Linked DNA regions of Mus musculus: all the other regions are linked to region 1. Evidence: chromatin loops called from intact Hi-C (ENCODE). Cell type or tissue: left cerebral cortex. All regions are shown on one strand.

Region 1 (8,000 bases):
TCAACCAAACGTGGGTGGAAAAACAATTTTTTTTAAAAAATGTGCATCTGTAGACTTCTTTCTTTTCATTATTCTGAAAGAGTACACTATAACATCGGTTTGCACCGCATTTACATCACACCAAGCATTTAATTATAAGAAATCTGGAGATTATTTTAATTAAAAGGGATATTTGCAGGGTATATGCAAATTCTAGACCACCTGATATAAAACAGCTGCATGTCCTCTGATTTTGGTGTGTTTGAGATGGAGATGGAGAACACCTTGGTACCAATTCTGGGAGCCAAAGGAGGACTGTGGAGCTCTTCCTCTGGACATTCCCCGAAGTGTAAGTCTCAGCAGAGGATTGCTTGATAACCCACAGTGGCATTCAGGGAGCCTGAACCCAGAAGGTCCTGGGTACTTACCACCTTCACCTTAGCTCCTACTCGAAGCATCTGGAAATAGGGACAGCATCCTCTCTTGTCTGAGTATATCACTCACGTGGCATCTAGTTGGCATGTACATTCAGTGTGTAGGTTGGTTGAGGAAGGGTGGGATTGCACATGTGTTTCTCTGAAAATATATAAAGGGTTTGTCAGGAAAAGGTCGCGTCTTACTCAGAAGGTATGTAATATTGTCAGGGCAGCGGAAATTTATTTCAATGGGTTTGGAGGGTTGAAGCTCATTATGGTTCTGTTAGATGTGGTCGTTTCTGAGGCTCCCCTCTGTTGTCTTACAGATGGCCACCTCCTCTTTGTGTCTCACATGGTCCCTTTTCTGTAGTGTATGCGTGCGTTTGTATGTGTGTGTATGTGTAGTGTAGGTCCATCTACACTTCCTGACTACCAGAATCAGTCAGATCAGACATGGACCCACTCATAGGACCCCACTCAACCTTTGTTCTCTTAGGTCCTGTTTCTAAGTCACATTCGGGAGATAGTAGGAGCTTCAGCATATGAGGTTTAAGAGTCTTGGGATCAGTACTGCAAAGGGCCATTCAGATTGTTCTAGTCTGAACTTTTCATTAGCATAGGCCAACAGGTAGCATAGGCCAACAGGCTTTTTTGGTTGTTTGTTTAATAACAGCCTTCTGCCTTTTTTTATTTTTCTGTGTAAGGAGCCCACTCTCTTCAGGAGAGCTGTTGTTACCAGTGGCTTTGCACATGCATATTACATCCCCTAGACTTGCCCCCAGCACACCCGCCTCCTTTCAGAGGAAGGCACAGAGGAAACAAGCAGGTGCTCTTTCCGATGAAACTGTGAGCATCAAGGACATGTGTTGGGCCCTATGTGGCCCTGGTTTGGGCCTTGAGGACAAACCCGAGCCTGGCTCAGTCACTTCCGTACTGGAGTGACTCAGCACGACCTGCTTGAGCCTGCCTTTGCCTAGCTACTGCTGACAGAATAACTTTGTTGGCTTTGTCAGTCACCCCACACCCTTCATCACCATTCCCCTCCCCCTACATCATCTCACCTCAGCAAAAAACCCCACCTCCTCTCTCAGCCCTTTATAAACAAAAGATTGATACAATTAAACAAAAGCAGGGGGTTCCTGCTTTGACAGACTCCGGGCTGGCTGTTTTAGGGTGGTGGTTCTCCAGAAGGCAGGAGATCCGGCTGCGACATTCACCATCTTGCTTCAGCCCCTGGCTGGACTGGGCTCTCTCCTCTCAGCCTGCCGGCAGACATGTGAGCCAGGCCAGGGCCTCTCAAGGACATGATAAGGGAGCCAGTGCAGTGATAGTGTATTTTGTTGATAGGGTTCAAGTTGGAGGGGAAAACCCTGACAGAATGAAGCCCAGATTTCTCAGGCATGGATTTCCTGTACTCTTAGGGGCTGAATTGGTATTCTGTCTAAAGTGTGTATGTTCTCTTAATCTACAACCATTTCCCTTCCGGTAAAAATGAAATATGCAAAGACCCACACTGGAGGGCCCTGGACTTGGGTAGCTTGCCCTTTTGACATTTTAAAAAAAGATTTATTTATTATTATTGTATGTATATGAGTACACTGTAGCTGTACAGATGGTTGTGAACCTTCATGTGGTTGATGGGAATTGAATTTTAGGACCTCTGCTCTCTTTGGTCCGCTTGCTCGCTCAGTCCCTGCTCGATCTACCCTAAAGATTTATATATTGTATGTAAACACACTGTAGCTGTCTTCAGACGTACCAGAAGGGGGCGTCAGATCTCAATATGGATGGTTGTGAGCCACCATGTGGTTGCTAGGATTTGAACTCAGGACTTTTGGAAGAGCAGTCAGTGCTCTTATCTGCTGAGCCATCTCACCAGCTCCCTTCTGACTCTTTTTAAATACCTCATAACACCATTCCCTGCCCACTGTGGCTCAGTGTCCTTAACTGACGCAGAATGTATGACTGCAGAGATAGTCCTTGCCATGAGGCCTGATGACCTGAGTTAACATCCACGAAACCCACCAAAAAGTGGAAGGAGAGAATTAATTCCTGTTCACAGACAGATAGACAGACAGACACTCACACACACACACTACATTTTAAAAATGGGTGCATTTGAGACTACATTTAAATATTCTATTTTGGCTCTCTTAAAGAAATAGCAAATATGATTATACAATGGACAAGATTATGTTCCTAACATTGCAGAAAATGATCGCAGTGTGGTCCTTCTAAGGATAGGTTAAGCTAATTTTAATGCTGGGTAGGCCGATTCTGCATCCATCGCAGGGAGATGGTTTAATCAGGCTGGGCCAGGCTGTTTACTCTGTGTACTCAATGCAAATCACCTACAGTACCCACGCCTTCTCTAGTCGGTTCCACATCCCCAAAGCACGCGCCTCCTATCTCCCAGCTCCCACCTTGCACTTGTACAGATGATTAACTACAAAGAAAGCTCATTTCTCCCAAGTGGGGTGGTAATACTGTTTTTCAGGAAGAAAATATGTGGTGAACCAGCACTTACCAATGTGAATGTATCTAAATTTTAAATATCTCTTTTACATATTTATTCACTAATAAAAAATGAAGTGGATGCTGGCTTTAAAAACTTTTTTTTTCTTTTAAAGTCAACCATCATTGCAAATGAGGAAGAATTGGGAAGGATTGTTGTATTTATGCAAAACTTATTTTTTCTGGGGGGAAAAAAGACGACACAGAGAGATTAAAGATATCCACAAGTCATCAATATGTCGGCTGTTTTAATTTAGCCTTCTGAATAAGTCTTAAAATGCACTGTCTTGCATAGGGCTTTATCAGTTCACCTTCCTCCAAGGAGATAAAATAAATGAAATCAGCATTCTTTTCCACTCCCTTGGCATAAATTATTACTTACCCTAAGCAAGATGACTGATGCTTTCTAAAGCTCTTCTAATTACGTGCTAAACAGATTAGCGGCTGAAAGAAAGTCCATACAGAGCCCTGAATGGAGAGGATTCTCTGACTACCTGCACATGGGTGGGAGAACTGTACCCTGCCAACTGTTATCATGGCAAAGGTCTATGCTGTTTGTTGTAGACTTTGAAACTGGGGATTTCCAAGAATTTCAACAAAGTAATATTTTTTTCCCTTCACCACCATTAGAGGACATCAGAAGGACCAAAGCTAGTGATTCAGATATTTGGTCCATTACCCCCACTCTTGCTTCTTCCCTATTCTGAGCTAGAGTGGAAGATTTACAAACAGCAGCAATCATCTCTCCCTCCCCAATAGGATGACTTAGATATATACCAGTAACGATACAGTGTGCTTGATGGAGAGGTTTAGGTGAGCAAGATCTCCAAATGGGGTCTGGAGAGAAGGCTGGGAAGCAAAGAGCACTTATTGTTCTTCCAGGAGATCCAAATTCGGTTCCCAGCACCCAAGTCACGTGGTTAAAAGTTCTGCAATTGTGGGCTCTTCCTTCCTTCCATCCTTCCTTCTTTCCTTCCTTCCTTCCTTCCTTCCTTCCTTCCTTTTTTCCTTCCTTCTCTTCCTGCACCCCCCCCCCCATTAAAAAAAAAAAGCTTTAGGCTAGTGAGACAGCTCAGCAGTTAAGGGTAGTGATACTTTTACAGAGGACCCAGCACAACATGGCTGACATTCCGTTCTAGTTGTAGGTTATCTGACACCCTCTTCTGGTCTCCAGGGATAGTGCACACATGTGACGCCCTCCTGTAAGGGCAGGCAAAAAGTTCAAAAATGTAAAGTAAAATAAGAACTTAAAAAGATCTCTAAATAATAGTCTGAGGATTAAGGTAGAAGCTATTTTTAAAATTAGCTTATGTTTGCTACACTTATTTATTTGGGTATGTGTGCACATGCGTGTGTGACAGTGAATGTGTAGACAATTTGCTTGCCAGTTCTTTCCTTCTATCTTGTGGGTCCTGGGGATCAGATTCGAGTCATGAGGCACGATGGCAGGATTCTTTACCCACCTAGCTATCTTGCCAGCCTATATTCGAAAAAGATAATACTTTAATGAATTCTTTGATAATTTTGCACATGTATACAATGTATTTTGATCATACTCACCCTTACCCTCTAACTCCTCTTGGATGTATTCTCCCCCAATCTCACGTCAATTTAGTCCAATCTGGGTCTGGGGACCAGGTGCTGGAGCATGGGTGACCTATCAGGGGCCATAGCATTAAAGACCACCCCCCCCCCAACCGCCATCAACTATCTGTCAATTACAAACGCCACTGTCTTTTAATATTTATTTTAAAAATTATTTTTATGGTTCGTGTGTGTGTGTGTCTGCATAAGTTCATGTAGACTGAATGGATGCAGGAGCCCTGGAACCCAGAAGAAAGTGTCAGGTCCTTTGGAACTAGAGTTCCAGGTGGTTGTGAGCCTGCCTCTGCCTCGGCCTGGCCTGTAGGGCATAGGGGAGTAGGGGGTGGGAACGGGGGGGGGGGGCGGGAAATTACGTTTTCTGATCTGTTATAACCCTTGGCAATGTAGTTTTCAGGGACTGTACCTGTGAGCTCATGAACTCCTGCACCAGAAATGTCCAAGTGTGGAGGCAACCAACCAACCCAGACCCAGACAGACCCAGACCCCAGACCCCAGACCCCAGACCCAGACCCAAGTGATCCATCCGCACCGGGCAGGCAGCCAACTCCACAAGGTTCCGAACCGGCTGCACCAGGAGAGATCTGTGAAGTCCAATGGGCCTGGTTTTGCTGGTTGTCTGATGCGTCTCCGGGGTGCGCACAGGCACTGGCAGCAGTGGGCATTCGCTGGATGGGGTTTCCTGTAAGAAACAGCCTGGCTTTCCTGTGCCGGGATTTGGTTCAGGGCCAGGGGGCTTCAGTTCCCTGACAGTTCCGGCTTTGGCTGTGCAGCGGCTGCATTTTAACCAGCTACCTCAGAGGCCCTCTTAGATATTTCACCGCCCTGTGGGGGAGGGAGATAAAAAAACGATGGGATTAACCTTACTAACCCCTCCCTCGGGAGCTTTAGAATTACAGATTGCACAGTGTTTCCGAAACAGCCCTCCCCCCCACCCCCACCCCCCAGCTTTTTGCTCTAACCGGTTCCGTTTCTAGGGCGTTTCTTTCAACACCCAGTCGTTTCTTGAAGTGCCAGTGTTTCCTGACATGTTGTGTTATCTTACCGTCTCCGGATCCTAAGGAGTCTCTCCAACACCTTCTGTTTGTGCTGATGTTTGGCGTTCGGCTGCTCTCTTTCCCGCGGGAAACGGTCATTCTTGGAGTCTTAATGTGAAGAAGCACTGGCATGGAGGTGTTGAGGGACAGCTTTGCTAAGGGATCCTTCACTGCAGATGGCTTTCAAAGCCACCCGCTGCTCTTTTTCTTCTTTTAATGTGAGTGCCTGGTATTTGCTGTAATGAATTACCATAAACTCGGTGACTCAAAAAGCACAGATTTATTTTTATACAGGCAAAGAGGCCAGGAATCTAAATCATCTTCACTGGGCTGAAGTCAAGAGGGTCACAAGTCCTTTGAAGCTGACAGGGAGACACTGTGTCTGATTTCTAGCTGCTGGGAGCCCACTGGGGTGGCATCACCAGGTCCCTGCCGCTTGTCAGGACACACCCTTCTCTTTTATTTGTAGGCAAGTGTACTGGCTGGTTTTGTGTGTGACCTTGACACAAGCTGGAGTTATCACAGAGAAAGGAGCCTCCCTTGAGGAAATGCCTCCATGAGATACAGCTGTAAGGCATTTTCTCAATTAATGGTCAAGGGTAGGAGGGCCCATCGTGGGTGGTGCCATCCCTGGGCTGGTGGTCCTGGGTTCTATGAGAAAGCAAGCTGAGCAAGCCAAGGGAAGCAATGCAATAAGCAGCACCCTCCATGGACTCTGCATCAGCTCCTGCCTCCCAGTTCCTGCCCGGTGTGAGTTCCAGTCCTGACTTCCTTTGGTGATGAACTGCAATATGGAAGTGTAAGCTGAATAAACCCTTTCCTCCCCAACTTGCTTCTTGGTCATGATGCTTTGTGCAGGAATAGAAACCCTGACTAAGACAGCAAGACTCTCCTCTAAGAACATATGCCGTAGCACTTAGGGCTTAACTGGGTGGTCCAGGGCAATCCCATCTCAGGCCTTTGGTTTAATGACATCTAAAGTGATGTCCCCCTTCCTCTTCAATATAGGGACTGCTCTTTGGTCATAAGAGTTAAGGCCTAGAAATTTAGATGGACCAGCAATGTATGTTAACCACCCAGAGGTTAAAAACATCCCAGCACGTGGCTGTTAGGTTTATCGAAGGCCTGACAACAGCTTTCTTGGTTGTTCTCCGAATTCATATTATTCACTCATACACAGAAATCTTTAATGGAAAGGCCATTAATTACATGGCGAAAGCAGATAGAAAAACTGTACCTGCTTTACATGAGGCAGAGCTGTGAGATATACTTGTGACCACCCTCCCTCTTCTCTGTTCTGTTAGCTCCTGCCTGCCTTCCTTTTTCCTTCCTTCCTTCCTTCCTTCCTTCCTTCCTTCCTTCCTTCCTTCCTTCCTTCTTTCTTTTCTTCCTATTTCTGTCTAGTGTATAAGACAGATGGAGAGAATAAAGTAGACCTGCTTGCTACTAGTCTCTCTCACAGCTAATTTAGATTATTGGCATACTCCACTTGGGAAATGTAAATAAACCAGGAGGTCACACAACTGAACTATGAGAGCGCAGGTGGCCATCAGAAGTGCCAACTTTTGGCGGCGTGTCTGTGTACTGAAGATGTCTCGGGACAGTACTTTTGTAAGGGTGTTTGTCCAATAGCTTTCGGTTTGCCCTTGCGAGCTTGCCATTGAGAGATGATGAATAGAACCATTTCTGGAACTCAAATTAAAAGTAAACAGAGCCGGGGCCTCTCGTGTGTGACCGATAAGTTGTGTCCAATTATGACATCAGGGCAGCCCTGTCCTTCAGAGTCGTTAGGTGCGGTGTCAGATGGCTGGGAGTCAGGAAGCAGCAGCGCAGCCAGGCTATTAAGTGTTAAATGTTACAGATTTAAATGCAGTATACTATAGCTCTCAATTAACCATGCTAATGAGAGACAGGAGGCATGGAGGAATGCTGACAGTAATCATGAAATATACATCCAACACAGTGCTTTAAATATCCTCTACCATTTAATCAGGGATAAAAGAGGGGCAGAACGGACACAATTTTGCTTTTTTTTTTTTTTTTTTCTGTGAAAGCTCTCCGAAGAATTTACAAGCACAGCGCGGGCTGCCATCAAGAGAAAAAGCCCTCTGAGCCCGTGACCTTTGGAGCTCCTCACCAACTGTCTCTGTTCCCTGAAATGTAGAGTTCCCCCAATTTCTAACCCCACCTCCTCACCTGCCAGAATGGGGGCTTGAGTTTGCATTCCACCAGAAGCTTCCATTAGGTAAGAGTAAGCAGAGTCTTTGGTCTTCCAAGCCAGACAGTGCCATTTTAAATACAAGTCTTAGGACTGGCTGCCCACATTCCTTTGCGGGCCCCTGAATGTGTCATTATCCTCAGTTGCCACAAATCTCCTTCGGAGTCCTTATTTGGTTCTCAGTGTCTGTAAGCAGCTTCAAGGGTCCCTGGTTGAGTTAGGATGTTTCCAGGT
Region 2 (8,000 bases), 400 kb after region 1:
AGAGGAAGAAGAGAAGGAGAAGGAGGAAGAAGAGAAGAGAAGAGAGGAAGAAAAAATGAAGACAAAGAGACAACGAAGACAAAGGATCAGAACTCAGAGGACTGTCTAGTTTGGTCTTGTCTACTCTAACACCATGCCTAGAGTTTTCTCTCTTTAGACTTCATTCTTTTAAAGACTTCAGAGTTTGCCTTCCAGCTTTTGGTTCTGCGATTTCTGTGGACTTTTCTTTCCCTCTGCCTCTCCCGTGTTCCCTGTCTGTGTCGTTCTGACGTGTTTGCACCCCTCTGCCACCCATCGATGTATCTGTTGGTTTCATGCTCACCTGGAACATTATGTGACACTATGTCGATGTGTCTCCCCTCAGCTGTCAGTCTGTGTATTTCTCAAAATTAAGGATTTGTGGGGGCTGACGAGATGGCTCAGTGGGTAAGAGCACCCGACTGCTCTTCCGAAGGTCCGGAGTTCAAATCCCAGCAACCACATGGTGGCTCACAACCATCCGTAATGAGATCTGACGCCCTCTTCTGGAGTGTCTGAAGACAGCTACAGTGTACTTACATATAATAAATAAATAAATATAAAAAAAATAAATTAAAAAGAAATTAAGGATTTGTGAAACATTCTTTGTGTTCCCAATCACAAAAGCTAGGGCCTGACATATATTTAAGAAGCCACTATTTACAGAAAGCCTATTGAATTGAACAGCATATCTAGAATTCTGTCACCCGCTGGATAGTCAGCAAAAGTGAGACATCATTAGAACATGCCTTCGTTTATTCTTCTGGTTGTAAGGACTACACACTTTGTTTACATAAATAAAATAGAAGTTTATTCCAGGATTGTATGGGGGAAATGAGACTGCTTTGATATCCTAGTACTTACTCTTTGGTCTTCTCTTTGCATATGATCCATCTGTTTGATTTCTTTGGTGTCTCTGTTTCTTATATGCATGGCCTGCTTTATATTATTGACTATATGTGTAAGCATAACACCATGTATTCCTTTTGGCCACAATCCCATTACTAATGATCTGTTTTCTAGACTACATTTATGAGACAGGGAAACATGCTAAAAGAACCTCCAATCACTTGAACTTTGTATTTGCCCTCTGTCTAAGCAGCTTCCAGATATGTAGCAGTGAATGGGAAGGTGTGACTCTAAAGCTGTGGGTTGGAAAGTCATCACAGTCAACTCAAATGAGGGTATGCAGGCAGCATAGGTTGAAGGACACGCAGGCACCTAACCTGCTTTCCAGAAACTTCCAATTCACTCATAGATAGAGTGACATGAAGAAGGACCTCTCATAGGCACAAAGGATCTATAAGGACCCTAATGACCTCAAGGAGAGATAGAAGTTCTTTTCACTGATCATTGCTAAAATTTCTATGCCCGAGGAGAAATTTGAATCAGTGATAAAGAAATAGTGTTGGAGATAAAAGTGTTAAACTTCAGGGACATAAATTGGGAGGCTGATTTAAAGTAAATAAAGGGTCTTCAGGAATGGCACTTGGAGAAGAAGGACAGAATAACTGTATCATTTGATAAGGGTCCAGAGCCATGAAACGTGGCCTAGGAAATGATAACAACATAGTGACCAGGGTAGGTCAGCCCACTAATAAATCCTGACGGGGGCATTTTTACTGTGATGGCCAAGTTAGTGAAAGGTGTGGAGAGGAGGAAGAGGAGGGAAGAATGCTATAGAAGCTCAATTGACCAGGTGAACGAAGGCAGTGATATCCCTTCCCAGCCGATGACTCCCCAAGCAAGGAGAGTAGAGTCTGGAAGCATGGAGAGAGTTGTCAAGAAGTTCTGAGTTGGCTTTACATAGTGTGAGACGAAAATAGGTATCTGAAGGGTCCCCAAAAGAACCCACAAAAACAGAAGCTACAAAACTATGTGGATTTGAGAAACCCTGTAGGCAAGGAGATATCTTAACATCAATATAGAAATGATGGGAAAGGAGGCCGATGAGATGACTCAGCAGGTAAGGCACTGTGGCCAGTCCTTATGGCCAGAGACCCCAGGACACGCATGGTAGAAGGAAAGAGCAATTTCTACAAGTTGTCCTTTGACCTCTGCAAGCACAGTAGGCACACACACACACACACACACACACACACACACACACACAAATAAACAAACATGCAAACAAACAGAATTCTTAAATAATGGGAAAGGATTACACATTTTGGAGAAATCACCCAGGACAGTATTTACAACACAGGAAGGGATTGTTAGACATATGTTTTACTTTCAGGTTTTTGGTTTTTTGGTTTTTTTTTGACAGCAGGCTTCTCCACTTCAGTCCAGACAACCCTCAAACTCACAGCAACCCTCTTGCCTCAGCCTCCAAAATACTTGAGGCGCAGGCATCAGCTACCATGCCCAGTGGTATTGACATTCAGTTCAGGTTATATCTAGTTTATGCGGCAGATTCGTGGATGCTGGCTGGTAAGGACAGATGTCATTGCTGTGCTCAGCTATTCAGATCAATGAAAGAACCCCTGTCTCATACAAAAACAAAAAATCAACTCAAAAGAAGATAGGGTCACAATAGGGACTCCACACAGAGACTGGCATGACCTAACCTCTGGCTTTCTGAGGTTGAAGGTTAAGTTAACACCTTGTCTCTGACTTGGCAAGTAAAAACAGAGATTCTCATTTAAGTGAAATAAACACATTTTGTGGAAAGAACGTGAAGTTTCCCACATTTGCTCCTCCCTGTAATACATGGCTCAATAGTACAAAGCATACCATTGATAGGTTTATCATTTAATCAACCAAAAAGTTCTACAATTAATGTATATGAGCAAGGAGGTTAAGAAACCATTAGCTTAGACACCAGTGCTGGGGGTCACTAAGAAGAGGAGGTGCTGTTAGGGTCAGAGATGCCCGACCAGGTTCAGCACCAGGTGGTGTTCGATCGCGTTCACACAAAATGGGCAGTTCAGCTTTTGTCACTAGAAGGGCATTGTTTGAATTACCCACTTATTAATTCTTAAGAGGTTAATAAATAACCTACTTTGCATAAAATAAGTCACTGTAGGAAAACAGCTGTGTTCCTGGCCCAGATAAATGTCATCAGGCTGCAAAGCACGGGACACCGCCTGGTGGAAAGGTTACCCTTGTGTGCCCCAGCCCTAGACTCACACACAGAGCTTCTTAGTAGACCCCGACCAGACCAAACCCAGCTGAAAACAATTTTTTTGAGTTGACAGTCCATCTCTTCTGCCAACTGGGAGTCTCAGCTCCTCTGTAAGAGCAAATTGAAAATCCCCAAAACATAAAGGACATCCCCCTCACCTGAGTACATCATTCAGGTTCCCTCCCTAGGCTCCTCCCAGAACCCACTTTCCTCTTTTCCTGCAATTATAACCCGCTTATCAGATCACTACATCCAGAGAGGAAATGTGGGAAGTTCAAAACTATAAGGATCCTAATGTAAAGAAACATGCATTTTGCAGGTGGGAAGACATTATGGAGTCACTGATAATTATACATGGTTCGGCCCTCTCTCCCCCTCCCTGCCCCCCCCACTCCCCAACTCCCCCAGAATTTCCCTCAGTTATTAAAAATAACAAAGAAATAAAATGCAGGTTATATGAGAGTTCTGAGTATAGGAACATACAGTTTGGGGGCAGTCAGGTGTGCTCAGTTTCATCTCAATGCACTTGTTAGAAATCAGACTCCAGCCTCATGAAGGTTTTGTGAACTGTAGCCTCTCTTATGGGGTGGAGTGGGGGGGGGGGTATGGAGTCTGGGAGGTCGGAAGTGGGGGAGGTAAGGGGGGGTTGGGGGTGGGGTGTGGGGGAGGTCAGAAGTGGGGGAGGTCAGGGTGCGGTTGGAGTAGGGGTGTAGGGGAGGGGAGAGGGCAGCTATGTATCCTCTGGAACACCTGCTCGAGATTGGGCTGACTTTCATGTGTGCTCTGAGCTGCCTTTTCTCAAATACAAACAGAAAATAGTTTGCAGCCCCTCGGTGTATTATACGAGCCTATCACTGCTTCCCTTTGATATCTTATCTTATCCATTAACTCAATAAAATAGACAGCAAAGCTGGGGAAGCGCTGCGGGAGGATCCCTCTTGGAAAAATGCCTGCGAGATCTTTAAGCTGAGGTTTCTTATTTAATAAAAGCCAGTTAAATGGAAGCTAATCCTTCATTTCACCCCTTTATTAAAGACCATAAGTACTGCAGCTCACGAGGAGAGAGAATAAAATAAATGGATGGAGGAGACCAGGCAGAGGCAATAAGGGGCATGGCTTAGCTGTTTGCTCAAGGTTTGGGAAGCACTTGAAGGCAAAACTCACAGAGAGGCATTCTTAAAATCCGTAACAAAGGGCTCCTCCTGCATTTGAGCAAACACACTGCTGCCTACTGGAGGCAGTAACCCTGCCCCGCCAGGATGTAAACATCTTATGCCAGGCGTAATTGGGGATGCGAATCGCGCCACCCCCACCCCCACCCCGAACCCCCACCACGCGCCACCACACTCTGCTTTTACATAATTTGGATTTAGGATTTAAAAACCACCACCAACAGATTGATGAACCCACTTCCCTGGTCCTTGACCACAGAAAACCAAAGCTGGACGTCAAACTCTTAAGAAGCAAACTAAAGGCGAGTGCTCCACCTGGAGACAGTTTTCAAGAGCCAGCGGCACGCATCCAGGAGACAGCATTACTTTAGCTCGCACTTAGGCAAGTTTATAGGTTTCCTTTTGCAAAGCAAAGCCAAAGGTATTGCCCCCCAGTGTAATTAACAATGTTAATCTTCTTTTTCCTCTCTCTGGTGATAAAGGAATCATTTTTTATATTTAATTAATGCAGAGGATCATTTTGGAAACTGGCTAATGAGCCTCTGATCACATTACCATGAAAATGTGCATTAACATTGCAACTGAGGAGGCTGTTTCATGTGTAGCAAATCCACTTTGTAATTAGCCCACTGTGAAATGAATCACACCGGGGGTTGGGGAGGGGGAGTCTGAGGGAGCCAGTAGGCAGTGGGCACTTGGCTACTGCTGGACCATAGACCACCAACGTCCCAACCTTGTCTTTCGTCAGCAATAATCTCTTAAAAAACAAAAGTCCTGTCAAATTTGGGGCAGACTAGAAGACAGGTGAAATAAACTTTATTCTGCCAGATGACACATTTGCATGTGAGCAATGCTTAAAATAAATAGTAAATCAATGTAGATAGTAATAATAGTCAGTAAATTAATAGAGTTATATTAAAATTATGGCAGCTGACTAAAATTATATAGTCTCCCCCACCTTTTCAAACCAGAAAAGTCTGAAGACACACATTAAAGAGATATTTGAATTTATATGGCTTTCCCTAGGTCACAAATGTGCACTGAAATAGTGCTTGCTATTAGTTTATAGGACTAAACACACAAAAAAATAGAACAAGGAGCCAAGAATAGATGGTAAGAAAACTTGTTTTTCTTCTTCTTCTTTTTTTTTTTTTTGAATTGAAGACATATCATGTATTTTCCTTATACAAAAACACCAAGTTTTATTTTTTTCTTAAACCAAAGCAAAAAAAAAAAAAAAAAAAAAAGTCTCATTAATCAAATAATTTCCTCTGGCTAACCAGATTTGGCAAGAAACTTTTCCTGTCTATTCAAAATAACTGAGATCACAGACCTATTAACTCCCAGTATTTATGCAGACAATGATACAATTGATTTTTCAAATGTCAACATGATCCCAAAACCAGAGAGGGCTCTCAAAAGATTACAGTCCAGGATCTCAGCGCTGCTCCTCTGACTTGACAGACATCTTGGCAGCCGATACACAAAAAAACGCTAAAAGAATCCCACAGGAAGTCATCTGAAGGGGGAGTGGCAAGGAAACTGAAAACTGCCACCCAAACCTCAAATAAAAAGCCCCTAAACAGCAAGCCGGCCCTCGGTTCCGAAATGCACTTGAAAGACAGAAATCAAGCAAGCCAGAAATGAGTTCCCATCGCTCAGATGAACACAAAGCCCCGGCTGCTTAGTTGCCGCTCGCGGACAGACCTGCACTCACCTGGGAAACTTCGTAGAGCAGTTTGTAATGTTCCTCTCTTTTCTGAAAAGTGCACAAGTTGCAGCCCATTCTAGGAGGCAGAGGAGAGAGAGAGAAAGAGAGCACAAATCTTCTAGTTTCCCCAGGACTGAAAGGCAAGTGAGCTAAAAGGGAATCTCCCTCCAGACTTGGGGACTGTTTGTCATCAGTCAATTGGATCCAGAATCAGACACACCACCGCTGGTAGCGGAAAGCAGAAGCCAGGGTGCATGCTCTCCGCGTTCCCGAAGTATCTTGCGCTCAACGATACACACAGAGTTTCCAGTCAGTTCATGGCAACACTCCCCCTGTCTCTGCATCAGTGCACATGACTACACAGATTCCAGCTCATGAATATTAATAGTGCCTCATTGATTATTTATGACAGAACATGTTAGCGGGGTGGGGTGTCATAGCTGCTGCTGATGACAGATGAATATTCACTAATTAAGAAGCAAATGTAGTGTGGTTAAACAAAATTCACTTGTGTCAATACCATCTCTGTTTATTAAGGATAGAGGGGTTGAACGTAGGACATTTTTAAAAGAGCATACATTTAATTTCTCCGTTGGTATAAGCCTCTAATATGGTAATAAAAAAATGAGAAACAGAAATTACTTCGTTCACAACTCCGTGTTTTGCAACAAAGACAAGAAATGTTTTCAACAGTATTTAATACAGGGAAGGCGAATAAGGGCAATTATTTAAATTTAGAAAATAAATCCAGAAACAAATGGAAATTATGCATGGTATAAGAAAGGATGAAAGTGTTTGTGAGTGGGGGTGTGGGTGGGGAGGGTTCATTCAGTTTTAATTTTGACCCTGTAGAAATGATTGAGTGGGTTATCTGTTAAGATCAGCACCCAGAAAAAAATGCAAGGCATAGTGTCCTACTGCAAATAAAGAACATTCAAGCAAGTGAGAGCAGATGACAGTGGAACAGATAATAAATATTTTAATTAGATAATAAGGGCATGTCCATTAAATAGACATTTGAAGCACCATAATGCATGTAGATCTATATTTAAAAATGAGATAAATACAATCGACTTCCTTAGATAAATTACCAATGTATATAGTATTTATGCTAATTTTATTAAAGTCATATATAATATTACAGGATGCTGACACTGGCGATATTTACATTCTAATGTAATGCACAGTGATTCCATTTGGGGCTCTATATTTGGAATTTATACTATGCAAAGGTGAACATAGACTTAAAGAGGAAGCTTAGATCTGCAAATAAAAGAATTAATTTATTTAATTTTACACTCACAAATAGTTACATTGGGTTGCAAGGTAGTAGTTTGAGTCCCTTAAAGATACATTACAGACAACTACAGAGATTACTAAAAGCCAATTTCTTTTGTTTCATCAATGACTTATCCAAAAACCTCTGGTAATTAAGAAGTATGTGCTTGTCCAAGCACAGTTTATACTGGACAGGATAACAGGAGGATTTAAAAGCAAAAATAATTACTTGTATACTTGTGACTCTGGCTTGGAATCACAGAAGATTTTAAAAATGTTTCATTGTTTCTCTCTACATACTTTTTGGAGTCCAATTTTCCAGAAGTGTCTTGTCGAATGATTAGAATCGATAACAGGAAATAAATCAAATGAATACTAATTGTTAACAAATTGGCTTTGTGACTAGCAACACCTCCACTCCAGCAAGTAGCCTGAGACGAGCAGTTATTGTTGGCCGTCTCCCTGGGGAGGCAATAATCAGAGTTTCTGAGCCTAATTTCACCTAACAGCCTGGATGGAAGCCAAGACCAGGGGCCTTCCTGAAAGTGGCCTGATAATCGGTGATACTCACGTGAACAAAGTCCACCAGGACGATCTGCAAGTCAGAAACCACTTGTAGGAGACATTAATTAAGACCTGGTTTCTTTATGGAACAAGTGTCTTCAGAGAGGCAGTCACAAGGAATTCTATGAAA
Region 3 (8,000 bases), 550 kb after region 1:
GTCGCAGCAGGCGGAGCAAATGTTACTGCTGGGGGCTGCTGACATGCTTCAGTAAAGCTCAGAGGAACTGCTCGGACAATGCCACGTCATGGCTAGCATGGCAAATAAAAAGCCACTTTTATCTCTCATAATATTTAGAGGAGATTTGCAGAAATGTCAGTGCTGCGTAAAGGAGAAACTGGAGGGAAAGTCCCAAGGGACACAAAATTTTCCACTGCAAGTCCTTGGGAGGAGTAGGGTCTTCTACACGCCAAATGACAGCTCTGGGTGATGCTTAGTCCCTCCTCCCAAAAAAAGGAACAGTGAAATGGATTTATAAAGCAGGATTTTGCCATTCTCCATTATTTTGGTTGTCTTCTTTTGCTTCTCTTGTCTCTGATGGTGAAATGCCCCATTCTAAAGACACATTTTGAGATGATGCCTTGATTTTTTTTTTTTTTTTGTGGATTCCCACATTTTATGCACCTTTTAATTTTACAACTTCCTTTTTCCGATATTAGTCAGGCTGCATAGACAGATGGTACTCAGGTCTTACAGTAGACTTAGCAATCTCCTTTTCTGTCCTATGCAAAAACAGTAGTTGGGATGTAACGAATAAAAGCTAATTTAAGGGTAATTGATACTCTTAATAAGGCAGAGTTGGTTTTAGACATCAAGAATTCAATAGATATAGTTTGGAGCTGACAGAGTGTTGGTACTCAGTTTAACTGCTTCAATCACAAATTAGACATCTAAGCCCCTGATATGTCTGTGCCCGGCTACGTATCTAGAAGAACCCCAATTAGATCACAAATTTGTCTCCTAATTTAAATCTATTATTTCAAGTGCCCTTTCTGGAGTTTAAAATGCAAATTTATACATGAGATTTTTCTTCTAAAGACTTAATGTTTGGATATAATGACCCTTTCCCATTTCACAGCACCCAAATATGTTGCTGTTGCTCTAAGTCATTGGAAACATCCAGTTATAATAAAACAGATACAAAGGCTGCCTTCCTGGGGTTTTATGCCTAAGCTGGGGAAATTGTCAGACTTAAGAAATAAGATCCAATAACCATTACCAGTGAACTAGAGGAAGAAAAACTACCAAAAGAAGAAAAAGGTATTGGATTAGTTACATAGTTGAAGGTATGAGCAGCCGTGTGTGTGTGTGTGTGTGTGTGTGTGTGTGTCTGCGGTGTGTGCATGTGTGTGTGTGCATGTATGTATGTGTGTGTGCGGTGTGTGTGTGTGTGGTGTGTGTGTGTGTATGTGTGTCTGTGTGTGTGTGTGTCTGTGTGTGTGTGCGGTGTGTGTATGTGTGTGTGCATGTATGTATGTGTGTGTGCGGTGTGTGTGTATGTGTGTGTGCGGTGTGCGGTGTGTGTGTGTGTGTATTTGTATATGTGTGTGTATGTGTGTATATATGTATGTGTGTATGTGTGTGTGTATGTGTGTATGTGTGTGTGTGTGTATGTGGTGTGTGTGTATGTGTGTGTGTGGTGTGTGTGTATGTGTGTGTATGTGGTGTATGTGTATGTGTGTATGTGTGTGTGTGTGGTGTGTGTGTATGTGTGTGTATGTGTGTATGTGTGTGTGTTTGTGTGTATGTGTGTATGTGTGTGTGTGGTGTGTGTGTGTGTGCGGTGTGTGTATGTGTGTGTATGTGTGTATATGTATGTATGTGTGTGTGTATGTGTGTGTTTGTGTGTATGTGTGTATGTGTGTGTATGTGTGTGTGTATGTGGTGTGTGTGTATGTGTGTGTGCGGTGTATGTGTATGTGTGTATTTGTATGTGTGTATGTATGTGTGTGTGTGTCTGTGTGTGTCTGTGTGCGTCTGTGTGTAGCAGGAGCTAGGTCTTAACACAGAGAAGTCCAGATCCACTATCTTTCATTACTCTTGGGGGCTTTGGCAAACCGCAGAAGACTTCAAGCAGACTCCCAGTGAATACCGAACATCTGCCTTTTCTACTGTTGGTGCAGATATTACCTATCCCAAAGAAATGCTATTCATTCCCTCATTCCATGCAAAGGTACAACAGTATGGCCGCTCAATACCCAGCACAGCTTAATACTGTGCTCAGCTTGCTGGACACACCAGGGTCAGTGAAGGCTGGTGGAAGTTTTAAACAGACATTGCTTCTCAGCTGCCAGAGATGCATGGCTGGCCCTCATCGACTGATATTGCAGTGTCCTTAAGCATGGTGGGAGAAGGAGAAACTCCGAGCTATCAATATCTTACTTACTCATAATCTGTTCTGGAACCAGCAACTTGGCCACACGTTGTTGCTTCCTCCCCACCAGGTGCTGAGCAGTGATAGAAAAACATTTTCAATATTTGAAAGGTTTTTCTTGGTGCTTTTCTGCAAATTGCCATAGTCACCACACAGTTGGGTCTTCACACCAGTCTAAGATGTCCCATTCTTTTGTCTCAAAAATTCTCTTCTCCTGTTCACAGATTATTAGTGTTCAACTTGAAAGTCGTAATAACTTTCATGCCTATATTGTTAGTTTTATTCATTAGTTTTTAAATCATATTTCACACAGACCAGAGCTAGGTCCAGCCATTCTCTCACGCTAGGACGTAATGACTCACCAAAGGAAAACAGAGACCAGCTAAACCACTAAAGCTTTACTATACATTCCCAATAGAACCCAGTGAACTGAATAAAAGTGGCCAATTGACCTTTCCTTTTACTGCCGTAAGGATCCTTTTGGATAAAGCAAGTATTTGCTGCTCAGTTCAGTTTGTAAATTATCCAAGGTGCTTTAGCTTCTTAGAATTTTTTTTTTTAAACTATAGACTCTGGAAACCAAATAAAGCCAAGAGAGCTAGATACAGTTTAATTAATTAACTAATTAATTAATTGATTAATTCATTAATGTATGAGTGCTCTGCTGCATGTACACTTGAATGCCAGAAGAGGGCATCAGATCCCATTATAGATGATTGTGAGCCACCATGTGGTTGCTGGGAATTAAACTCAGGACCTCTAGAAGAGCAGCCTCTCTTAACTGCTGAGCCATCTCTCTAGCTCCTAGATATAATATTTTACTTTTCCTTTGGTTATTATTCTTACACAATCTAGAGTGGTAGGGATCCCTAGGAGTCTTTCTAGGCTGGAATTTTTTATCTGGTAGCTAGGATGCCTTCGGTCACAGGGGTTGGGCTGGCTATAAGTGAGAGAATGAGGATAAGGACACATTGACAGCCCAGTAACCTATAAACATCCCATTCTCTACCCACTCCATCCCATTCTCTACAAACACATAAGCTGTGCACAGGCTGCCACGCCATGCTTTCCATTCACGCATGTTACACGTATGCCAGGGCGCTCACATCGGATGTTCTGTTTTGTGTTTCAGCTGTGGGCCTAACGCAGAAGTAAGAGTCACCATGCCCACATTCTAATGCTGAACTGGATCACCACAGCAGACTGGGACATCTGGCATCCTGAACAGATCTGAGACCACCGTTTGAATCTATATTTTGGTTGACATCAAATTTCTCTGGACAGAGTTGGGAGAAAAAGAGCACTTGCCCACGTTTTCTAGAAAGTTTCAGGAAGAATTTCTTTGGGGTAACTGAGGGGGTCTAAAGTTGAATCGGGTGTGGGATTCTGACTGGTAAGACTTTGATGATAAAAGCCTATCTATTCATGGGGTTATAAATGACTAGCCAGGCTGGTCAGGTTCTGGGAAAGTATACCAAAAAAAAAAAAATGCTTTGTATCATACCATATGTACCTCCGCTCTCTTCACATAATATCAGAAGGCAACCATTTATAAAGTGAATAAACTGTTGGCTTAGCAGACTGTGAACACCAGCCTGCCACAGCCATTAACTTTCTGCCTATAAGAATTGAAATGTCTCTTTCCATTTGATTAAAAACATTAACCGGCATGAAAAGATAACTTTTCTTTCTATAGCTCTCTTTGTTTATTTTTCTTTCCGGACATCTGAATATAACATAAAAATCAGCATGTAGGACTACCCACTCATTCAGTCCTATTACTGAACAGGTCACACACAAAACAAAAGGGAGGGGAGGTCGTATCTCTGAGTAGAGCCAGAAAATTAGAACCATAGCATCCCTCTGGTGTCCATGCAAACACGGAGTGCCAAGGGTGCATGCTGACTTACGGCTGTGGCTTTTCCATCTAGGAGAACGATTAGCATAATTGGGTTTAGATCAGATGGAAGCCATTAGCCTTAAATTTCTTGCTGAGGCCTAAAGTGTCTAACTAATATCCATTTTATTCCATGTTACCTTCTACTTGCTCACATAAATTATCTTCCCTTCTGCCAGGCATAAGAAAAACTCATCCTTATCCTTATGTGAATTTTATCCTCCACTCTTATTCCACCATGTGCTCTATAGAAACCACTTTCCTTTAAACCAAAGAGCAGCAAAGCCCCTTAGTTGTCACCACAAGCATTATTAACTTAAGCCAGCACAGCTGATGGTCACTGAGTACCATCAGAGTTGTCATCCCACTTCCCAAGTGGACCAGGCAAGCTCTCGACAAGCTGAGCATCAGATGAACACATGCATGGGATGAGGACGAGGGCCATCTGTTTGTTGACACCATACTTGGGATATGCCCGAGCTTTTGAGCCAAAAGGTGTTCGCAATGAAAGCTGCCCCCTCCCTCCCTCACCAGGGAAGACAGTGCCGGCCAGCCTCTGAGCTGTGGTACATTCATGCCTGTACTATTTTCAGCAAGCGCCTGTAAGAAGAGGCAACGGATTTTATACATTTGGCATTATTACCACCACCCCCCCCCCAAAAAAAAAAAAAAACTCCATGGGAAAGAAAAAGCTTTGCTGTGGGAAGCAGGGTTTCAGGCCCCGTCTCAGATGCTTGGCTGCTTCTGCCACCTGCTGGCTTCAGGCTGGAAAGTTTCAACTTCTTCCCTCTCACAGTAGAGATTTCATGATGTTTATTGTTCAGCTGAATTGATGGGGTGGAATCTTAGAAGACCACAAGTTAAAGGGTTGTAGGTCGTTGCTGAGACCAAACATTTTAAATATAGGCTTCGTTTTAGCACTTGCTGACACTCAGGAAGTCATGAGTGGGTTGCTGTTTGCATATGCCCACACCCAGATTCCCATTGACAACACTTTATTCTGTCCCATTTGTCACAATAACTACCAAAGCAGGTAAGAGCATTATGAACTAAAGGAGAACAGAAGTATTGAGAGTATCAAAAGCCATGAACTATGATTTATCAAGACTAACACAGGTAGGTATTGGGCAGCTCCCATTTCTGACAAAGAACTATCTTCATTGGCCTATGCATGTTATATTTTGTGATTTTTCACACATAACACACACACACACACACACACACACACACACACACACCCTACAAATGGGAATATTTTGACTTATCTCCCTTCAGGAATGATGTTTAGCTTGATGACTCTTAGTCAAGGCCTTTCTCATAAATTTGTTGGCAGGTTTTAGTTGATGAATACTGTTGAGGTTTGCTCTTGTGTATATTGTAATGCTGACAGCTGGCCTCTGAGACGTAGAGTCAGAATATAGACCCAAGTGACACTATCTGACCCCCCTACCCCCAAATTATTTCTGATTGGTGAATAAAGTCGCCGACAGCCAATAGCTTGGCAGAAGAGACATAGGTGGGGTTTAGGATTCCTGGGCTTGGTGTTGGAGAGGAACCATGGGAAAAGAAGGTGAAGGAGGAAGAAAGAGATGCCGTGGGTTAGGAGTCAAGAAAACATGGCTGACCAATTGAAGTTAAGAGCAGCCCAGATGAGACATAGTAAGTAATAATTCAGGGTTCTCAAGAGGAAGCAGATTGTAATAGCATAGAGGGTAGGTATCTGCCCAGCTGATGGAGGCATACGGTAAATATAAAGGCTGTGTGTGTCTTTTATCTGGACCTGAATAATCAATGCAGGGAAGAAACTCCAGATTGGGATTTAAATTTTCTACAACAAGATACTTTATAAACACCTAACAGTCTATCATAGATGCTGAACACAAAGTAAGTCCAGGTTACCCAGGGGTAAATGTGCCCAGCACTCATTCCTTAAACACTATCCTATATTCACTAAGGCCCTACTAAGGAAACTTGTTAAAACCGGAAAGAGCAGCTTAGTCTAGAAAACCGTTATCTTGGTGGCTCCTACAGATTGCATCAGATCCTGTCTTGTTTCCCAGGTGTCTCTTCCCCATGAAAGTTTAACTCCACAGAGAAAAGGTATACTATTGTGTCTTGGGAGGGTCACAAACTATTGGAATGTTTAAGGGACTTCCCCCCTCCCTTCTAAAGAACTTTTTTTGAGTAAAAGAAACTCAACTCTATTGATTAAACATCCTATCCCTCTAAGAAGTATTTTACACAGTTGTGACTTCAAAAGTGTTCTAGGCTCATTATACCATTAAGGTCTCCTTGTTAATAATCACAGAATTGCTATTGGGAAGCACACCTACCAAGAAAGAAACCAATAATACTGGCACTTCCCAGACCAAGAACCTCTACCCCTAAAACATGAATGAATTCTCCTAGTCTAGTCTAACTCCCACGTCTCTCCGAGGTCTTCTTCAATCTCCACACAAACCTATCACTTCCTCTGTCCCAAGTATGTTACTTTTTTTTTCTAATAAAATCTCCTTTATAGGTAGCACTGAGATCTTTAATCTAACAGCAAAGCTTACTCCTAGCCTCTCGTTTCTTGAATGCATTCAATCTCATCTCCTTCACTTACTACGTGTCTGTGGGCTTATATACAATTATCCCTCAAATTTCATTATTAAGATCTCTATACCACATTTTGGGGAGAGACACATAACATCAGAAATGCAGTCAGTAGAGATGTCAGCACAGAGTGTGGATAGGGATGTGTGTCGGAAGGAATGTACCTTCTGTCTCTCTGATGGTCACTCCTTCATCCATGTCAAGCTTTTGACAAAGATCTGGCCATACATCCATTTTGTATGGAAGAGCAGAGCATTTAAAGTTTTGGCAATGAGAAGTAATAATGTTGGGATTTATATTCTAGTAAAATATTTCAGGCAAAGGGGTGAATATAGAACAGGTGATAAGTATTATGAAGGAAACTAAGACAGCCATGATGCAGGAGAATGATAATTTGTATCAGGGGCAAACCGTGTAAAATGTGTGTTCTTAAATCAACGACAGGCTATGTAGAGACATGTACTACATGGTGTTTTGGGTGGCTGTCTTCAAGCACATACACCCTTTCTTTTCTGGAGTCATTTTGATCCTGTAAGTTTTCTCATCCTTTAAATATGGGCACTTGATTCTCAGACATAGTCCCACATAGCATACATTCCAGAGAAATGAGAAAGACATTGATTGCAGAGATATGTTTTCAGGCAAACACTGGATCAAGAATCAGCTCCCAATTATCAGTGGGCTGAATAAAATGTCTAGCCAGCATTCTCTGTGTGTATATATGAATTCACCAAGAGGCTTTGCAAATAGTGGCTGCATTTGGTGCTTTGGCTGTCATGTTTTTCTCACGGCTAGTCCAGAGACATAGTAGAAGGGAACTAACCTTAAATAGCTTCAGGTATTTGAAGGCTATATGCTGTATGGTTATAGAAGGCAGGATTGGGGCCAGAAAATGCTGGTTCTAGCGAGAGAGAGTTGCCAAAATACAAGGAAACACTGTTAGTGCCCCCATCTAAAGATGCTCTGGGCTGCTTCAAGATGTCTCTTGTTCCGGCTTCAGTGGAGGCTTGGAACCGGCAGGTGGAGAAGACATAAGTAACTAACAAACATACTGTATGTGCTGTCCAAAGAATGTTCCTGAGAGTCTTCAGAGCTGAATGTAATTCTGAAATAGTCTTGAATCTTTCTGGCTTATACCAGTGAATACTCATTAACTATAAGAAGTCGTTCAGCACTGAAGACCTTTCTGTTGATGGTTACCTACTCTATACATTTTCATTGGTATCCCACCTTGCAGTCTTAGCTTTTAAAGGATCGGTTATCACAAATATTTGGTAGTAAAGTACGCCG

Evidence for each region. A loop is a pair of places that touch in the nucleus more often than their neighbours do. Peaks named below come from ENCODE experiments on the same cell type or tissue, not always from the same donor. Only the 100,000 strongest peaks of a DNase experiment are listed, where the experiment ranks them.
Region 2: a loop joins it to region 1, with 6 times the contacts of the local background. A loop is called at or near these places in 3 of 42 quality-filtered maps.
Region 3: a loop joins it to region 1, with 2.7 times the contacts of the local background. A loop is called at or near these places in 3 of 42 quality-filtered maps.

Annotation. Positions count from the first base shown.
Region 1 is chr15:92,999,508-93,007,507 of GRCm38, reverse strand. Gm30085 (a long non-coding RNA gene) reads right to left here and starts at 5,998. Exons shown (of 6, transcript XR_384349.4): 1 at 5,557-5,998; 2 at 5,044-5,336; 3 at 408-555. In left cerebral cortex, CTCF peaks have their summits at 1,961, 2,163 (motif pointing right) and 4,090 (motif pointing left); DNase peaks (open chromatin) are centred at 504, 2,751, 5,272 and 5,765; H3K4me3 peaks cover 739 bases; H3K27ac peaks cover 927 bases.
Region 2 is chr15:92,595,471-92,603,470 of GRCm38, reverse strand. All of the region lies in intron 3 of Pdzrn4 (PDZ domain containing RING finger 4), which reads right to left. Among named protein-coding and RNA genes, the nearest start is that of Gm52207, 89 kb to the right of the region's middle. In left cerebral cortex, CTCF peaks have their summits at 4,649 and 6,370; DNase peaks (open chromatin) are centred at 4,630, 5,846 and 6,165; H3K4me3 peaks cover 2,409 bases; H3K27ac peaks cover 426 bases.
Region 3 is chr15:92,444,631-92,452,630 of GRCm38, reverse strand. The region is part of intron 3 of Pdzrn4 (PDZ domain containing RING finger 4); the gene reads right to left. Among named protein-coding and RNA genes, the nearest start is that of Pdzrn4, 52 kb to the right of the region's middle. In left cerebral cortex, CTCF peaks have their summits at 2,910 (motif pointing right) and 4,863 (motif pointing left); a DNase peak (open chromatin) is centred at 4,705.